3 separate regions of the Homo sapiens genome follow, and all the other regions are linked to region 3. Evidence: read pairs that join two places in POLR2A ChIA-PET (ENCODE). Cell type or tissue: OCI-LY7. All regions are shown on one strand. Each heading gives the region's core, and the rest is flanking DNA. Links, peaks and the distances in the headings are about the cores only.

Evidence for each region. ChIA-PET counts read pairs that join two places held together with the same protein. Peaks named below come from ENCODE experiments on the same cell type or tissue, not always from the same donor. Only the 100,000 strongest peaks of a DNase experiment are listed, where the experiment ranks them.
Region 1: POLR2A ChIA-PET joins it to region 3 with 5 read pairs; 2 of 35 experiments call an interaction of 5 or more read pairs at or near these places.
Region 2: POLR2A ChIA-PET joins it to region 3 with 5 read pairs; 3 of 35 experiments call an interaction of 5 or more read pairs at or near these places.

Annotation. Positions count from the first base shown.
Region 1 is chr6:106,611,978-106,616,977 of GRCh38, forward strand. The region is part of intron 4 of RTN4IP1 (reticulon 4 interacting protein 1); the gene reads right to left. Among named protein-coding and RNA genes, the nearest start is that of RTN4IP1, 15 kb to the right of the region's middle. RefSeq lists enhancers at 1,442-1,949, 2,457-2,963 and a silencer at 1,617-1,911. In OCI-LY7, for the core only: no CTCF peak of the experiment used is centred there; DNase peaks (open chromatin) are centred at 2,804 and 3,134; H3K4me3 peaks cover 1,358 bases; H3K27ac peaks cover 3,859 bases.
Region 2 is chr6:106,663,792-106,670,497 of GRCh38, forward strand. QRSL1 (glutaminyl-tRNA amidotransferase subunit QRSL1) reads left to right here. Exons shown (of 11, transcript NM_018292.5): 11 at 1,991-4,626. The coding sequence ends at 2,211. Among named protein-coding and RNA genes, the nearest start is that of LINC02526, 28 kb to the right of the region's middle. In OCI-LY7, for the core only: no CTCF peak of the experiment used is centred there; a DNase peak (open chromatin) is centred at 3,030; H3K4me3 peaks cover 861 bases; H3K27ac peaks cover 3,437 bases.
Region 3 is chr6:106,725,048-106,731,753 of GRCh38, forward strand. LINC02532 (long intergenic non-protein coding RNA 2532) reads right to left here. Exons shown (of 7, transcript NR_033557.2): 5 at 295-342. Among named protein-coding and RNA genes, the nearest start is that of LINC02526, 33 kb to the left of the region's middle. In OCI-LY7, for the core only: a CTCF peak has its summit at 3,653; DNase peaks (open chromatin) are centred at 3,724 and 4,998; H3K4me3 peaks cover 655 bases; H3K27ac peaks cover 1,035 bases.

The sequences.
Region 1 (5,000 bases), core at 1-5,000, 110 kb before region 3:
TTCAGAATTTCAACCAGGGGTACTGGGAATGTATCCCCCCAAATGGGATAGGCAGTGGGAACCATCCCAAATCACTGGTTCCTTCAATCTTATACAGAAGCAGATAGAGGGAAAAATGCTTGTGATGGGCAGGGCATGGTGGCTCACGCCTGTAATCCCAGGACTTTGGGAGGCCAAGGCAGGTGGATCACCTGAGGTCAGGTGTTCGAGACCAGCCTGGCCAACATGGTGAAACCCCATCTCTACTAAAAATATAAAAATTAGCCAGGCATGGTGGCGGGCACCTATAATCCCAGCTACTCGGGAGGCTGATGCAGGAGAATCGTTTGAACCTGGGAGGTGGAGGTTGCAGTGAACCGAGATTACACCACTGCACACCAACCTGGGCGACAGAGCAAGACTCCGTCAAAAAAAAAAAAAAAAAAAAAAAAAAAAGCTTGTGATGGGTGACAATAGGGCATAAGACAGAGAGAAGTAGTGAGGTCAGAGGATTTACCATGGAGCCAATGAAGCCGAAGCCCTTCACTTACACAAGGCCCAGAGAGGAACCCTAGCAATATTTTGCATAGACATGTTAGATACGAGTTCTAAATTTCTTTTCAAATAATTAATATGTCAGTATGTTCAATTCTTTGCCTTCTACTTTTAAACTTCCTCATAAAGCAACCTTTTACAATTACCTGCTCCACCCTGACTCATTCCAATCACCTGCTCTACCCTAACTCATTCCATCACCTGCTCCACCATAACTCATTCCGATTACCTGCTACCTGCTCTGCCCTGACTCCCGCCAAAGCACTCACCCCATCATTCTCTTTAAATTAGCCAATCAGAATTAGTTTAGTCTGTGTGGGCTAACCCTAGCCAATAGGGGAATGACAGAGTAGCAGGGGCCACGTGCATCAGGGATAAGAACCCCTTCCCCTCCCTTGTCCAAACATGCGCTCGCCATTGTTCCATCTGTAAGGGCGCACCCTTCTATATAGAAGTAACTGGCCTTGCTGAGAATTAAAAAGAAAATTTTATATTCAAGTGCTATTTCTTTTGTGGCGCCGAAACTTTATATGTAACAGACATGTTTTTGTAAAATTTGTAAAAGATATGCTAACCACAATCAGTTAAGATTGGTCTTTTTTCACTCTTACTCATCAGTCTTGCTTTTTTCTCAGGTGATACTAGATCTAGCTAAAGGGAAGTTGATTGGAAATATACTTGTTTGGGGTTTAGTGGAAAATACTGATGTGGTTCGTAGTCACTTCTGTGTAAAGTTAAGTTATCCCTAGCTGTCCTAGTTTAAGAAATGCCTTCCAGGAATTTCTTCCTACCTCTCATTAAGTCAACTCACCTAAGCCACATGACATTTTCTTAAAGCTGTGTATCACTGCACCCAGCACAGGGTCATGTGAGTAGTGAAGGAGAAAGAAAGTTAAACAAGGTTTGAAATGTACAAAGCCAGAAGCTAGTCTGTGGAAAATTCCTCCAATTAAAAAAATGTAAGAATTTACAAGACAACACTATATGGAAGAGGTTAACAACAAACTAATCAGGATTGTTCATTAAAATACAACAGTATTTTAGGCTTATTCACTACACAAGAAAACGTGAAATGCCTTGAAATCTGTAAACCAAAAATAAAATTCTAAGGCCCCAGCCATCTGAATGGACTCCTCTTCTTGGCCAAGGACATTCCAGAGTTCCCTGAAAATCTAGTTCTGCTCATGATGAGAGAGGAGGTTGCAGGCCTCATTATACCCCTGCAGCATTAACATCAACACAGAACTTGAATCTGATAGGAAACATTTACAGTCTATTCTCTCTAAAGCTGGCTACTTGGAGGCTTCATCTGCATGACAAAACCTAGGTCTCTACAACCCCTTATCTTAACCCAGACATTCCATTTCACTTATAATAAATCTTTCAACCAACTGCCAATCGGAAAATTTTTAAATCTACCTATCACTTGGAAGCCCACCCCTCTTCAAGAGGTCTCACCCTTCAAGATCAGACCAATGTAAATCTTATGTGTATTGATGGATGTATTGTCTTCCAAAAATATATAAAAGCAAGTTGCACCCTGACCACCTTGGGTGCATGTCATCCGGAGGCTGTGTCACAGGCGTGTCCTTAACCTTGCCAAAATAAACTTTCTAAATTGACTGAGACCTGTCTCAGATATTTTGGGTTCACAAATCTTATAGCTGGCATATAAAAGGAACTTGGAAGACATTGTTCCAAATTTGGCAACAATCTTATATTTTACATGACACGAACAATAATGAGTAGTGCTGAGGAAGGTGAAAGAGCAGGGTTTATGAACAATGTCAGGTTTTGACTTAGGGTAAACCACAATTAACTGACATTAGGATTACAGAGGAAGAGTTGGGGTGGTAGTTGGTAAGTGTTGTTTTGCTCAAGTTGAGTTTGAGATATAAAGAGAACATCTGACTGGAACTCAGTAAGAGGACAGAGTTAGAAATACAGATCTGTAAGTTACCAAACTATAAGTAGAAGCTGGGAGTAGATGAGATAACCCTGGGAAACAAAAAGGAAGAATAGAGTGGAATACTGGGAAAACAGCACATTTAAAGGGCTGGAGGAAGAAGTGGGGGCTTCTAAAAATGACAAGAAATGGTCAACAACAAAAAAAGAAAACTTAAAAGTCTTAATGTCCCTGAAACCATACGAAAAGTAAGTATTTAGGAAGTGTTCAACAATGCCAGCTACTTCAGAGAGATCAAATTAAAATAAGAACTGAAAAATGTCTTTGGGCTTGGCAACTTAAGTCACTTAAGTTAGCTACGACCCCAGTGAGGGCAGATGCAATTGAAAGGCAAGGCTAGAAGCTAGATTACAGTCCATTGAAGAGTAAATGACTTGTAACCTCACGAGATAGTTAACCTAGTCACTTAGAAAGCTATTGTATAAAACACAAATTTCCAGGAGTGAGGTTTCTGCTATTCTTTCAAGTGCCCACAGCCCCCACCCCCCCACCCAGGACTCCCTGGAAAATAGACCTGAAGCAAAGGAAGATTCATTTCCATCACACTGACCAAGCCAGAGCCTCCACTCTCACTCTCCTTGCCTCCTCAACCCCATACTTTGTTTATGCAAGAAAACAGCTGGGGTTTCTTTCTACTTCCCCTTACCCCCCTAACAATACAACCCAGTCAGGTGCAAATGAAAACTTAAAGTCCAAAAGGGTAATGGGCTTGGGGAGTGGGAAGAAACAGGTGGTGGTGGGGTGAAGAAAAGGCCTTAGAATGCATTTGAAAGAAGAAGGCTGTCATTTTAATTTTAATATAAGCATATCGGTAGGGAATAAACCCAATGTTTTTAACTCTGGGCCTAATTCTATAATTCTATATCAGAATTAATCAGACACCTAATTTACACTTACATGACAAAATTTTACTGCCATAAAACCTAATATCAAAAAAAAAGTATTCCTAAATTCACTTCATTGAGTTGCAAGTATACACAATTTAAAAGTGAAATTTATTTTGTGGAGGAGGAATAGTTCAATTCCTAACTCTGTTGCCCAGGATGGAGTGCAGTGGCATGATCTCAGCTCACTGTAACCTCCGCCTCCCGTGTTCAAGCAATCCTCCTGCCTCAGCCTCCCGAGTAGCTGGGACTACAGGCACGCAACACTACACCTAACACCTTTTAATACTTCTGTCAAACAGAATGAAGTACAACTTTCCCGGCAAGACATGAATTTCAGGCAGAGCATGAAATATTCAAGTGCACCAATGACACTACCAATAAATAAAACCATCAAATCTTAACATATTCAAAAAATATCCGGTTGTAACAACTTTTTAAAAAAATTTCTACTTATCTTGAGAGCCCTAAGTTATCTATGTGTTCCTACTGAACAAATCATGAAGAAACTATAGATGGGCTGATAAAAAGAAAATAATTTTCACTTGACATTTTCTTTTTCTTTTTTTTTGTTTTGAGATGGAGTCTTGCTCTGTCACCAGGCTGGAGTACCGTTGCGCAATCTCAGCTCACTACAACCTCCAACTCTGTGGTTCAAATGATCCTCCTGCCTCAGGCTCCCGAGTAGCTTGAACTACATGTGTGTGCCAACACGTCCAGCTAATTTTTGTATTTTTAGTAGCGACGGGGTTTCACCATGTTGGCCAGGATAGTCTCGATCTCCTGACCTCTTGATCCACCCACCTCGGCCTCCCAAAGTGCTGGGATTACAGGCATGAGCCGCCGCGCCTGGCCTCACTTGACATTTTCTAATGATATCAATGTGTGGACAAAATGACAGTATTATATGACATCAAGAATAAACTATTTCCTTGGTTCACTGATACTCAGCTGCTGCAGAAAAGTAACTACAGAACAAAGGGGGAAAAAGGTAAACATCATTGAACCCTTAGAAAGATTTGTCCTAATTTCAAATAAGCTGTTTGTTATAAAGAAATCCTATAAAATCTTCCAAGGTGCTGATAGGTGTTTTTGTCATTGTTAATTTTGTTTTTTTTTAATTAACTGATTAGAAAAAAAAGATGATTCATCTTTGATAACAAATACTGATGTGCTTTGTGCAGACTAAGGCATGCCTTAATGCCAATAGCTAATAGCTAACAGAAAAAGAACAGTTATTGCTTAGCATATTGAAGCCAAAATATGCTCCATCAATCACAATGAATAGTCAAATGGAAAATCCACTTTGGACACTGGAACTTCTGAGTTTAGGTACAATAAAATCTCATTATAGAATTTCTTCATTAAAAGTATTTTTACAGTATTTTAAGGTGCTCACATCTCTCATGTGACTCTCACAAATAAGCAGTTAAAAGAGGTAGGCCATTATTATAACCCATGTGTGGTAATTTCAGTAAACCGAAATTTCTGAGAGCAGCAAGTACCAAGTGCTATGGTCTGAATGTTTGTAATGTTTGTGTCCCACCAAAATTCGTATGTTGAAATCCTAACCCCCAGGGTGATGGTATTAGGAGGTGGGGTGATTAGGTCATGCA
Region 2 (6,706 bases), core at 808-5,807, 61 kb before region 3:
ACACTTAGTAGTTTTTTTTAACTTTTATTTTGAAAAATTTTAAACCCACAGAAAAGCTGAAAAAGTGGTATAATGAATGCTGATATGCCCTTCACCTGGATGTAATCTTGTTAACATTATATTTGCTTTGCCCTTCTCTTCCTCTTTCTACACACCCACACTCACCACACAAACAACTTTGTTTTTACCTGAATCATTTGAAAGTTTCAGATGTCATGACACTTCACCCCTAAATTCTTTTGTACAAATCTTATAAGGATAAATTTTCCTACAGAACCACAATTCCATTGTCATACCTAAGAAAACTAACATGATTGAAGAATAATTTAAATATGGTTTATATTCAAATTTTCTCAGTTCTACCAAAAGTGTCTTTTATAAGTTGTCTTTCCTCCTGATATATTACATTGGTTTATGGTATCTTTTTAAAATCTAGAACAATCACCCCACCTCTCTTTTTTCTTTAAAACCACATCAGGCTATGCTATAATTTTTGTTTCAATCATCAAACATAATGTAGAAAACTTAAGAGGAAAAGGAAAGTCTATTACATTTACCTATACTTTTGCTTACTGTGTTCATTCTTCCTTCCTGAAGTACCAAGATTCTTTATTTTGTCACTTCTGTTTAGAGAAATTTCTTTAGCCTTTCTTTTAGGGTAGGTCTGCTGATGAAAAATTATCATAGCTTTCCTTTTGAGAATGTGTTGATTTCCCTTTGATTTTTAAAGGTTATTTTTGCTGGATGTAGAACTCTGGTTCAACAGTTCTTATCTTTAGCACTTAAAAAATGTTAAGAGCCCAGTCCACTTGTGCTGTAAGATGTCCCATCCATAATCAGGATTTGTCAGATTGCTTCCTCATGATTGGGTTGAGTTAAACATTTTTGGTAGAAGTACTACATAATCTTCATGTCAGGAAACAGTTAATATCAGTTTGTCTCACTTTTGGAAACCAAGTTGATCACTTCGCTAAGGAAGTAACTGCTAGATGTTTCCTTATAAAAAGGTACATTTTTCCTTTTATCATTTTTTTAAGCAATTTCTGGAGTAATATTTTGAGACCATGTGAATATCCTATTTTCCAATTATCTTGAACCCAGTTTTAGCATTCATTGATCATCCTTGAAATATTAGCTAGAGAATTACAAAATTCTGGCTTTACTAAATCTGTCATTCCTTCTACATTTATTAGCTAGCAGTATTCTCTAAAGAAGAGCCTTCCTTTTTTTCTTTAATTCAATGTATTATAAGCAATTACTGTCAGTATTGTTTTTGATGGTCAAATTGCCTTAAATTTGGCCAATAAGAGCCCCTTCAAGTTATATGTATCCTTTAAAACTGTCCCCATTTTAATTTTTGAAAACTTGTTTTATTGTATAACAAGATGGTCTGGGATTTTGTACTTTCTCTGCCCAAACCTGGAATTAAAACTACCCTGAGCTAATTTCTCATCTAATGGATTGCCAAAAATTCAAAAACTGAACAACACACTCTGTCTGCAAGGCTATAGGTGGAAGTTCAAAATGGTACAACTTCTTTGCAGGGGAATTTTGCAATATCTAATTACATATGCATTTGTCGTTTGATGAAGCAATCTCCTCCTCATCTAAGAAGATTTCAAGAATACCAAAAAAATACATACACAAAGTAATTCTCTGGGGCATTGTATAAAATAGCTAAATATTGAAAACAATCTAAATACCCAACCACAGAAGACTGGTTTACTCAATTATGGTAAAACCAAGTAATGGAGTACTATACAGCAATAAGAAATGAATGAAGAAGGTTTCTGTGAACTGATACAGAATGATTTCCAAGATATATTGTTAAGTAAACAAAACATAGTACAAAAGCATTATATAGCATAATATTTTTGGTTGTTTTTTAAACCTTATCCTGTATTGTACTTATTAGCACTGGAAAGTGGAAGAGGTCTCTGCTAATTAGGGTGGAGAATTAATCACCTACTGGGTTTCCTTCTTTTCCCAGGATTGCCAGCAGTGAGTATCCCTGTTGCACTCTCAAACCAAGGGTTGCCAATAGGACTGCAGTTTATTGGACGTGCGTTTTGTGACCAGCAGCTTCTTACAGTAGCCAAATGGTTTGAAAAACAAGTACAGTTTCCTGTTATTCAACTTCAAGAACTCATGGATGATTGTTCAGCAGTCCTTGAAAATGAAAAGTTAGCCTCTGTCTCTCTAAAACAGTAAACATATCTTACAAATTAAAATGACTTTTAGGCTGGGTGCAGTGGCTCACACCTGTAATCCCAGCACTTTGGGAGGCCAAGGCGAGCGGATCATGAGGTCAGAAGATCTAGAACAGCCTGGTCAACATGGTGAAACCCCGTCTCTACTAAAAATACAAAAATTAGCCAGGCTTAGTGGCGGGCATCTGTAGTCCCAGCTACTCAGGAGGCTGAGGCAGGAGAATCACTTGAACCCTGGAGGTGGAGGTTGCAGTGAGCCGAGATCATGCCACTGCACTGCACTCCAGCCTGGGTGACAAAGCAAGACTGTGTCTCAAAATAAATAAATAAAATAAAATAAAATGACGTACAGAGATTCTATATTCTAGAGAGTCAAATGGTCTTGCTCAATTCTTGTAATTAGGTTCTTGTTAATACAGTCATTCCATGGAATTACTTTTTAAAATTCCTGTGACAATTAATAATAAATAACGTGTCAGCATTTAGTAAGCATCCACTAAGTGTACAATACTTCTACAATAACACAAGATACCTGTTCCTCAAAGACAATGCATTCTGCCATAATGTTCATTAAAGAGTTTACAGTAAAAATAAGATTAGGGATAAACTTCTCAAAAATTGTACATCTGTGTAACTAAAGCACTAACAAAAACATGAATAGTCCTTCTAGAGGTAACTTGGATAGCCTAGGCAGGCAACTTATCATGTGGTGAAGGCCGCCTCAGGGGTTGTTAAAAATGCACAGAAACAATTGAGTGCGATTATTGGCTTCTGAGCGCTGAGCAGAGCAGGTGGAAGAGGAACTTTGAGCACAGGAGGAAATGCAACCAGTCAGGGCCCAGAATCATGCAAATCTCAGGGGTATGCCTCTCTGGGGAGGAGCTCCACTTGCAGGGACTCCTTTTATTTCCCTAAGAAAGAGCTGAAATGACTGAGAACTTTCCTTTCCTCCTTAGAGTTACAATTTTACTTCTGCTATTCCGGAGCCCATGCCTAGAAGCCAGAACAACTCCATGTTACACTGAGTTCATGCTCCTATTTACTGATCACAAATGAGCTCATTAATGTCATCGAAACATTTATTGTAACCTAACAGACCATCACAGATTGGAAACTTGGTAGATAGCAGAGCATGGTATTAGTGAAAAAGGTTCAAAATACACAAGTAACATACACTCTGAAAAACATGCAGATAATTTGCTGATGAAGCAGAAGAGGGGATGCGCATGGCAAGAACTTGCCTTACCCCAGATTCTCTATATCTCATGGTTTCCTTTTCCTCTTGACTGTCTTTACGAGTGTTTTTTATTTGGGACCCTCGAGCCCAGAGATATTAATGGATATCTGTATTCAATATTTGACAAAATCTAATGGAAACCATCCATTTACTCATGATAAGGCTTCATCACTGGATTTCTGTGTCTTCACTAGAACACCATTGTCATCTCATATTGATCAGGTATTTTAATCTAGCACTTACATATTGTTGATAAATGAAAGCTGAATTGTTACTTAATAAATTCACTTTGTTTAGTAAAAAAAAATTGTTTTCTAAATATGACGTTCATGAAGAGAAAATAATGAGTCAGAATCATCTGCAGAACCACTGGAATGTTTCATCGTCACCTGTTAGTTTTCATAAACAGTTTTCTGTCCTCTCTGAGATCCTCCCGCTCCCAAATACTCAACCTGATTAACTTCACATAAAAGTCTTATGTGCCAGGCTTAGTAATATTCCTATAGATTTTGACTCTGAATCCCTGAAAGAGGAAGAAATCCATGAGAGAAAATTGCATTACTTTATAGCAAGAGGAAACCGTTTTAAGTTTTTTAATTGCTCAGACACCACAACATCCTAGATGGAGGAAACCATTTTAGTTGAAGGAGCAAATATGATGTCAAAAGCAAGTAAATAAACAAACCGTTGCCCCAATCTGTTTTTATGTAATGAATTTAAAAAAAAAGAGAGAGAGAGAGAGATGGGCTCTCCCTGTGTTGCCCAGGCTAGTCTCAAACTCCTGGGCTCAAGTGATCTGCCTCCCTCAGCCTCCCAAAGTGCTGAGATTAAAGACGTGAGCCACCACACCTGGCCGAAATAATAATATTCAATATTATATATTCAATGATATTATTCAGTATTCAATATTATTTCAAATAATATTAAATCTCTTGTTCCTGTATCTCTACATGAGCTGCACTAATAATTTGAATCTGGAAATTAAAAAGTGAAACATTTACCGTTCTCATATACTGATACCCAACTACCATGAAATGATACCTAATTTGTTTTTCTTTTCTCTTCATTTTTACTCTTAATCTAGTAGGTCTCATTTTGCCAAGTCACTGTCTGGGAATTTAAGTGGCAAATACTTTCTTTGTCTCAGCTAATTAAACTCTAAAATTATTAGCAACAGAACTTCCAGAACAGAGTGTTTTTGAAAGGTGAAGATGTCTACACGTGTAAGATGAGTTCCTTGATAACACCTGAAAGACCCAAACCAAAGCAAAAGTTTGAACACGTGTCAGAGTGAAAAAATGATGTGATCATAAAACATGGTGCTCTGCCACCACAGAGAGCCAAAGGAGCAAGCGGGAAAACCACTGTTCCACGCTGGCCCACACTTAGCGTTACCAAAAAAAGCACCTGAAACCCAGGAGGCAGAATGTTCCCTTTGAGTGGCTGACACCGGGTCCTCTGTGATGACATCAGACTGGGCTGTTTAAAATTAAAGATGGCATGGTATAGAAGAGGAGCTTGCAAAATGACAAAAAAAAGTGCTTATTCCTATTAGGAAATAGCTGCACCTCCTAATGTAAATAAGTAACTTTAGGATTTTAAACAGAATCTGAAGGATAGTGAAAAGAAATAAGCAGGTACTAATAAGTAGACCTCGGGATTCAGCAAGCCGTGTGCCATACCTTATTTGATTCAAAGCAGGGGAGTAGGCCAGGCGCGGTGGCTCACGCCTGTAATCCCAGCACTTACGGAGGCCGAGGCGGGCGGATCACGAGGTCAGGAAATCGAGACCATCCTGGCTAACATGGTGAAACCCCATCTCTACTAAAAATACAAAAAATTAGCCAGGCGCGGTGGCAGGCGCCTGTAGTCTCAGCTACTCAGGAGGTTGAGGCAGGATAATGGCATGAACCTGGGAGGCAGAGCTTGCAGTGAGCCGAGAGTGCACCACTGCACTCCAGCCTGGGCGACAGAGTGAGACTCCATCTCAAAAAATTAAAAAATAAATAATAAATAAAAAGCAGGGGAGTAAAATAATGGAACTTTAAAAATATCTCTTATTATAAATTTTCATTCATTAACTACTTTTAATCCCCCTCCCTTTTATTATTATTATTTTTTTTTTTTTTTTTTTTTGAGACAGGGTCTTGCCCTCACCCTGGCTGGAGTACAGTGGCACAGTCCTGCTCACTGCAGCCTTGACCTCCTGGGTCCAGGCAATCCTCCCACCTCAGTCTCCCAAGTGTGGCACCACCAGGCCCAGCTAATTTTTTTAATTTTTTGTAGAGTCAGGGTCCTGCCATGTTGCCCAGGCTGGTCCTGAACTCCTGGGCGCAAGCCATCTGCCCACCTTGGCCTCTCGAAGTGCTGGGATGACAGGAGTGAGCCACCGTGCCCAGTCCCCCTCCCTTTCTTCAAACATCTGGTTATCTGTACCAAGGCACAAGCCTAGGAAAAGACATATCCGTTGTGTTTAGAAGGACCCAGAGGAAGTTTAAAATAGAAGGCTTTCCTCAGTTATTTAATAACTTAAGCAATGTGTACACTAGAACATAAACCTGAAAATTTAATAAAGGCAAATAACACGAAAAAAAAACCAAAGGCAACATTAAGTAAAAGTAATTACTACAGGATTTCGGAGGAGCTTTTTTATTTATTTTTCTTTGTACCTCAATAGAATATAAACCCAAAAATATTTTAGGCAGTTTATTAAAAATATATTATTACAATTGTATAAAAGTAAATAGTTGAGGAAATCCATGAAGTGATAATAAAAGTGAGGAAGAAGAATAAAACCAGAAATAGATTAAAAACAAAAAATGCTTGTCAGGGTATCTATATAGATGCTTAATATTGGGTAGTATATGATATGGTGGGAAATTAGCTTTCCTAGTGGGGTAAGGCCACCAGATTTAAAAATCAGACAACCCTGAATTGAATCTTGTTGCTGCCATTTCCGAGCCGCGTAACTTGTCTTGAGTTTCAGTATCCTGACCTGTAAAATAGGGATAATATCCACTCCTTGGGGTAGTCGGAGGGATTAAATTTAAGTGACACACTGAAAGCACATAGCATGATACCTGACAGAATAAGCACGCAATATTTTGTAGCTATAAATAAATGCATGCAATCATGAATTTCAGTCATTTTCTTATAGAGGCCTCACAGTAAACTCTTACAGACGCCACAATTTGGCATGTGGCCAAATTATAATTTACTGAAAGCTTATACCAGAGACCAGCTATATATTTCCCTGATG
Region 3 (6,706 bases), core at 671-5,670:
GGGAGTTCATGTCCCCAGGAGCAACTTTTCACCAATGAGTAATAGGAATTGGTGGATGAATAACCCAGCTTCTTCAATCCTTGTTGGGACAAATCTGAGATGTGCAGTAAAGGCCCAGGACAAATAGCTCAAAGGAACAGAAGGGAGAGAGTCAGAAGCAGATGCATACTTGAAGGAACACTTGATTATGACAAAGGTGGCACTGAAGCATAGTAGGAAAAGAGTGGTCATTTACATCAATGATGTTAAGTTAATAAGACAGTCAAACGGGAAAAAGCAAAACTTGACCTCTACCTCACTCCATATACAAAAATCAATTCCAGGTGGATTGTAGATCTAAATCTGAAAGGTAAAATAATGAAGATTCTAGACAATAACATAAGAGAATAATTTATTATTTTTTAAAATGTATTTTTACTATGCAGCCATAAAAAATGATGAGTTCATGTCCTTTGTAGGGACATGGATGAAATTGGAAATCATCATTCTCAGTAAACTATCGCAAGAACAAAAAACCAAACACCGCATATTCTCACTCATAGGTGGGAATTGAACAATGAGATCACATGGACACAGGAAGGGGAACATCACACTCTGGGGACTGTTGTGGGGTCGGGGGAGGGGGGAGGGATAGCACTGGGAGATATACCTAATGCTAGATGACGAGTTAGTGGGTGCAGTGCACCAGCATGGCACATGTATACATATGTAACTAACCTGCACAATGTGCACATGTACCCTAAAACTTAAAGTATAATAATAAAATAAAATAAAATAAAATAAAATAATATTATTTTTAATAGATGTATCTTTTTAGAGACAGGGTCTCACCCTATCACCCAGGCTGTAATACAGTGGCATGATCATAGCTTACTGCATCTCTGAATTCCTGGGCTCAAGCGATCCTCCTGCCTCAGCCTCCTGAGTAGCTAGGACTATAGGTGCATACCACCAAGCTCAGCTAATTAAACAAATTTTTTTTTTTGTAGAGATGAGGGTCTCAGTATGTTGCCCAGGCTGGTCTTGAACTCCTGGCCTCAAGCAATCCTCCCACCTTGGCCTCCCAAAATGCTGGGATTACAGGCATGAGCCACTGAGCCAGGCCATAAGAGAATAATTTTACATCCTTAGGAGCAGGCAAAGATTTCTTAATCAGGAATTGGAAAGCACTAAATATAAAGCATACACTGTGATAAAACAGTTTCACTCTGAGATACATACCTGAGAGAAATGAGTCCATTTGGTCACCAAAAGACATGCACAAAAATGTGTTAGCAAGATAATTTGTAATAGTTAAAAATAGTAACAGCTTACATGCTCATCAGTGGTAGAATGGATAGACTAAGGTATGTCCAGTCACACGGTGGAACATTATTTGGTCCAGAAAATCAACAAACAGCTGCCTCACACAACACCGATGACTCTCATGAGTCCCATATTGAGCAAAAGAAGCCCTTGGGGGAAGGGATGCAGAATGAAACATGAACTTCAGCTTTATCTAAGGTGTTGTCATTTTGTAGAAACTTATATATGAAACAAAAGTGGAAAATGGCCAACATTTATTAAGCCTGGATAATGAGAACACAGGGGCTATAACATTAGTCTTTGTACTTTTGGGGGTATTTTAAAAATATGCAGCCTCCTCCAAAGACAGAAACAAGCTAAAGCATGATACATGAGCAGAAGTAGTAAGGATGTCCCCAACAAAGTCCAATTTTCTTCTCTACTAAAGCCCCTATGTTTTATACCACACAGTTAAGTATCCAGTTACTGATTATCTTGCTTCACTGGTGTCTTAATTCTGGCTGCCATACAGAATACCATAGACTGGGTGGCTTGAACAACAGAAACTTATTTCTCACAGTTTTAGAGGCTGGGAAGTTCAAGACCAAAGTGCCAGTAAGGCAGGTTTCATGCTGAGGCCTCTTCTCTTAACTTGCAGGCAGCCTCCTTCTCATTGTGTGTTCACGTGACCTCTTTGTGTGCTCACATGTGGAGAGAGAGAGACAGGGAACAAGCTTTGATTTCTCTTCTTTTTTTGTTTTGTGTTGTTTTGTTTTTGAGATGGAGTTTCTCTCTTGTTGCCTAGGCTGGAGTGCAATGGCATGATCTCGGCTCACTGCAACCTCAGCCTCCGGGTTCAAGAGATTCTCCTGCCTCAGCCTCCCAAGCAGCTGGGATTACAGGCGCCTGCCCGCCACCACGTCCAGCTAATTTTTTTGTATTTTTAGTAGAGACGGGGTTTCACCATGTTGGCCAGGCTGGTCTCAAACTCCTGACCTCAGGTGATCCGCCCGCCTCAGCCTCCAAAGTGCTGGGATTACAGGCGTGAGCCACTGCACTCGGCCTGATTTCTCTTCTTACGAGGGCCCTAATGCCCTACAAGGGCCCACCCTCATGACCCCATCTAGCCCTAATTACCTCCCAAAGGCCCCATCTTCAAATGCTATCAAACTGGGAGTCAAGGCTTCAACATGGGAATTTGCTGGGGGGACACATTCAATCCATAACAACTGGCTAATTGCTTCATGCATATTATTCTTGCTACCCAAACTACACTATAAATGCAGATCACAGACTGAGTAACAGTTCTCCAGTATTTCCTCTGTTTCTTGAGTGATTTATGGATTGATTGTCAGAAGTAAATTTGGTAATCTCAGACAAGACATGTAACACTGCCTGCCTCATTTTGCCCATTCGCGTAAATTCTTTTCTGTGTACTTTAATATGCATTCCTTATTTCCCTAAGGTTTTGCTATAATAGGCCTCAATAAATATTTATTGAACAAATAAATGAATTTTAGGGGAGATCCATATACAGAGTCACATATTTTCCCCATCTGGCAGATGCAAGGAATTTTAAGCTGCATTTCTTCTATTGGCTGTTGAACCTGGCAAAATGCCAACATCTCCATAGAAGTAACACTTTAAAATGTTATTAGCCATATACACTTTGGTGTGAACAAAGAAACCGAAGCTAATTCCTGATAGAAGCCATTTTGAGCTCTAGAAGTCTAAGGAAGGACAATAGTGAGGGACTAGAAGGGGAGGCTTGAAGACACCAAAGAAAAATAATAGCTCCTTTGCAATTTTGCCTAAAGCTCTAGAATATTGGTAAGCAAAATAATAACAATGAGATATCCTCTTGCTGTTTGTATTATTTCATGGCATTGATCTGAAAAACAGTCAATTATCACTAAAGCTCTTTCTACCTCCTTACTCCTGATTCCCTCAAAACATTTATCCTGTGCCTATGTGATGTACTATAAAAGTGCCTGGCCCCATTCCCCTCCACATTCAGCCTTTTGAGGGCCAGGGCTACGATCCTCCAGGCAGAAAGGAGGTAGAGCCAGAGAGCCCTTGAGGCTACAAGCTGAGCCTCTGCTGAATCCCTGGAGAAACTTGCCCTGGGGGTGGTGGCAATAACGTAGGCATCTGTCAGGCCCTTGCCATCTCCACCCACAGCAATCCCTGGCAGCAGCACAGGCCTAACTGTGGGGCCCCGGGTTGGGCAATGTGTGGATAATGCAGGACTGCCAAGGGCCTGGAGAGGTAAGGGCCTCTCTTAATGCAAGTGGCTTCACTAGTTTGGACGAGAAACACAAAATCACAGGATTCCCATGTCTGGTATATATTTGAGAAACTCGCTTATAAAAAAGATGCCCCCAGAGGACATGAACAGACATTTTACCAAAGAAGACATACATGCTACCAACAAGTATATGAAAAAAAGCTCAACATCATTGTCATTAGAGAAATGCAAATCAAAACCACAATGAGATACTATCTCACACCTGTTGGAATGTTAGGTTTTTATTAAAAAGTCAAAGAATAACATGCTGGCAAGGTTGCAGAGAAAAGCAAATGCTTATACATTGTTGGTGGGAGTGTAAATTGGTTCAGCCATTGTGGAAAGCAGTGTGGTCATTCATCAAAGAGCTAAAAACAGAACTACCATTCAACCCAGCAGTCCCATTCATTACTGGGTGTATACCGAAAGGAATATAAATCATTCTGCCATAAAGACATACTCACTCAAAAGTTTGTTGCAGCACTATTTATAATAGCTAAGACATAGAATCAACCTAAATGTCCATCAGTGACAGATTGGATAAAGAAAATGTGGTGCATATACACACGGCATGGAATACTATGAAGCTACAAAAAAAGAATGAGATCAGGTCTTTTGAAGGAACATGGATGGAGCTGGAGGTCATTATCCTTAGCAAACTAATGCAGGAACAGAAAACCAAATACCACATATTCTCACTTATAAATGGGAGCTAAATGATGAAAACACATGCACACGTAGAGGGGAACAACACACACTGGGGCTTATTTGAGGGTAGAACATGGAAGGAGGGAAAGGATCAGAAAAGATAACTATTGGGTACTAGGCTCCATACTTGGGTGACGAAACAACCAGTAGCGCAAACCCTCGTGACACGAGTTTACGTATGTAACAAGCCTGCATGTGTACCCTCCAACCTAAAATAAAAGTAAAAATAAAAATAAACAAGATGTCCCCAAGGACATGGATTCTATGGCTCTCCTCACACTTTAAAGGATTCAGGAATTATAAATACCAGTTACCCTCTCGGTTAATCAAGAGATTATTCATATTCCGACCTCAAATTGTTTAAGCTGAATCTAATCACGAGGAATGAGGAAACAACCAGGCAAATTGAATTGGAAGTTGGAAATTGAAGGATGTTCTACAAACCAACCAGCCTGCCCACCCCAGCTAGTCATGGTCAGGGGATGGGACCATGATAATTGACTTAGAAGTTGGAAATTATCTTGAGCTGTGGCCAGGTCACCTTCCCCTTAGCTGGAGAGAGCTGGACCCCTAAACAGCACTGAGGTCCTGTTTGGCAGGGAGAAGGGCCTGCCACCAGAACAGTCAGCAACAGAAGGGCTGGGTCCAAGTCTGAATATTGACATATTTGAGCAGGTGGAGAAGGAGGGAGGAAGTTAGGGGAAGCTTTGTAAACAAGAATGCAAAGTAGCATGCAAGAATAGAAATGCATTCTACTGGGTGTGCATTCTTTACGTCATGAAGGACACAATCTAACAGAATGCAAAAATAGAAGCAAGTACAGGTAGAGCATGGTGGCTCACGCCTACAATCCCAGCACTTTGGGAAGCCGAGGTGGGAGGATGGCTTGAAAGTTCGAGACCAGCCTGGGCAACAAAGTGAGAGTCCGTCTCTACACAAAAGCAAAAAGTTAGCCAGATGTGATGGCATATGCCTTTGGACCTGTGGTCCCAGCTACATAAGAGACTGAGGCAGAAGGATCACTTGAGCCCAGAAGTTTGAGACCAGCCTGTGCAACAGAGTGAGGGCCCATCTCAAAAAAAAAAAAAAAGAAGGAAAGAAGGAGGGAAGGAAGGGAGAGAGAGAAAGAAAAAGAGAGAGAAAGAAAGAAAGAAAATAAAGAAAGAAAAGAAAAGGAAAGAAAAGAAAAGAAAAGGTAAGTATAGTGCCTGGTGTCCAGTGGAACCAGCGAGATGATGGGCTGGACTAGAACTTATGACAGAAGTTCACAGGTGTGGAGGATAAATGGGAAAGACAGCTATGAAAAGCCTTGATGAGCAAGGAGAGTTCTTCTAATTGAACCCAAGGATACAGGACAGCCACCGTGGGTCCCTTGGCAGTGGCTTGGTGAGTAGAGACCATTATTTTAAGAAACGCCAGTCTGAAATGAGCCAGCAATTTAAATATTTTTAAAAGTTCAAATACTGTTTTAATTTTATTCCTTTTCTCTGCAAGCCCGGGGCACAGAACCTGGAGATGTAGCCGTTTCTCTTTAAAAGTGTTGCTGCCAAGTGAAGCAGGCCTGCCAGAGAATGCGACCTGCAGTATAGAAGAAACTAGCACATGCATTCTAGATTATTCCAGTGGAATGTAGCATCTACTTGAATTTTGCTAAAGCAATGCCAAGTTTTTTCTCTTTCAGTGAGTTTGAGTTCCTATGGGCTAGAGAAATCGTTTTTCAACTCCTAAGCATTATAGCATCACCGTGGAACCAGCAGGAATTAAGCTTCACCTCTCCCATTCCTCTCACTTTTTAAACTGTTTTACCACAATTTACCTCCCTCAGGACACTTTGCCCTCTGAGCAACCCAGAGATGCTAAGCCCAAGTCCACGTAGAGCTGCCCTGTGCCTTTTCTCACGACTGCAGGGCACAAGCCACCCCACTTCTCAGCCTTGGCTCATGGCTCATTAGCCACCAGGACTTAGTTTAGGGCCAAATTCAGCTCACATTGCAACCTTCTGGCTGCCAGGGCAGAAACAAAGTTTGAAGGTTGTTCTGTCCAAACAATTTGCTCCACAGAGCAGATTAATTTCTTACTGGCAAAATCCATACAGTTAATAATTATCTAGACTGGGGGAAAAGTACCAGTAAATCGATTGCCACATAAAATACAATTTAAAGAATAGAGCACAAAGAGAAGAAATCTGGGCGTGTTCTTCCAGCTATTCCAAACCAGATTCACATATAAAGACCTTCCATCCTGTATCTACTGCCCCACCTTGTCTTGTAGGCTCCAGAACCATATTTCAACCTTCACTTTCAATGGCTCCTTTTTGCCCTTAGTAAACTAATCAGCATGGGTAAACAAACCAACAGTAAACCAACCAAGCCCCTTGTGAATCAGCCTCCTGCTGACACTCCCCTACCCATACCTACCCCATATAGC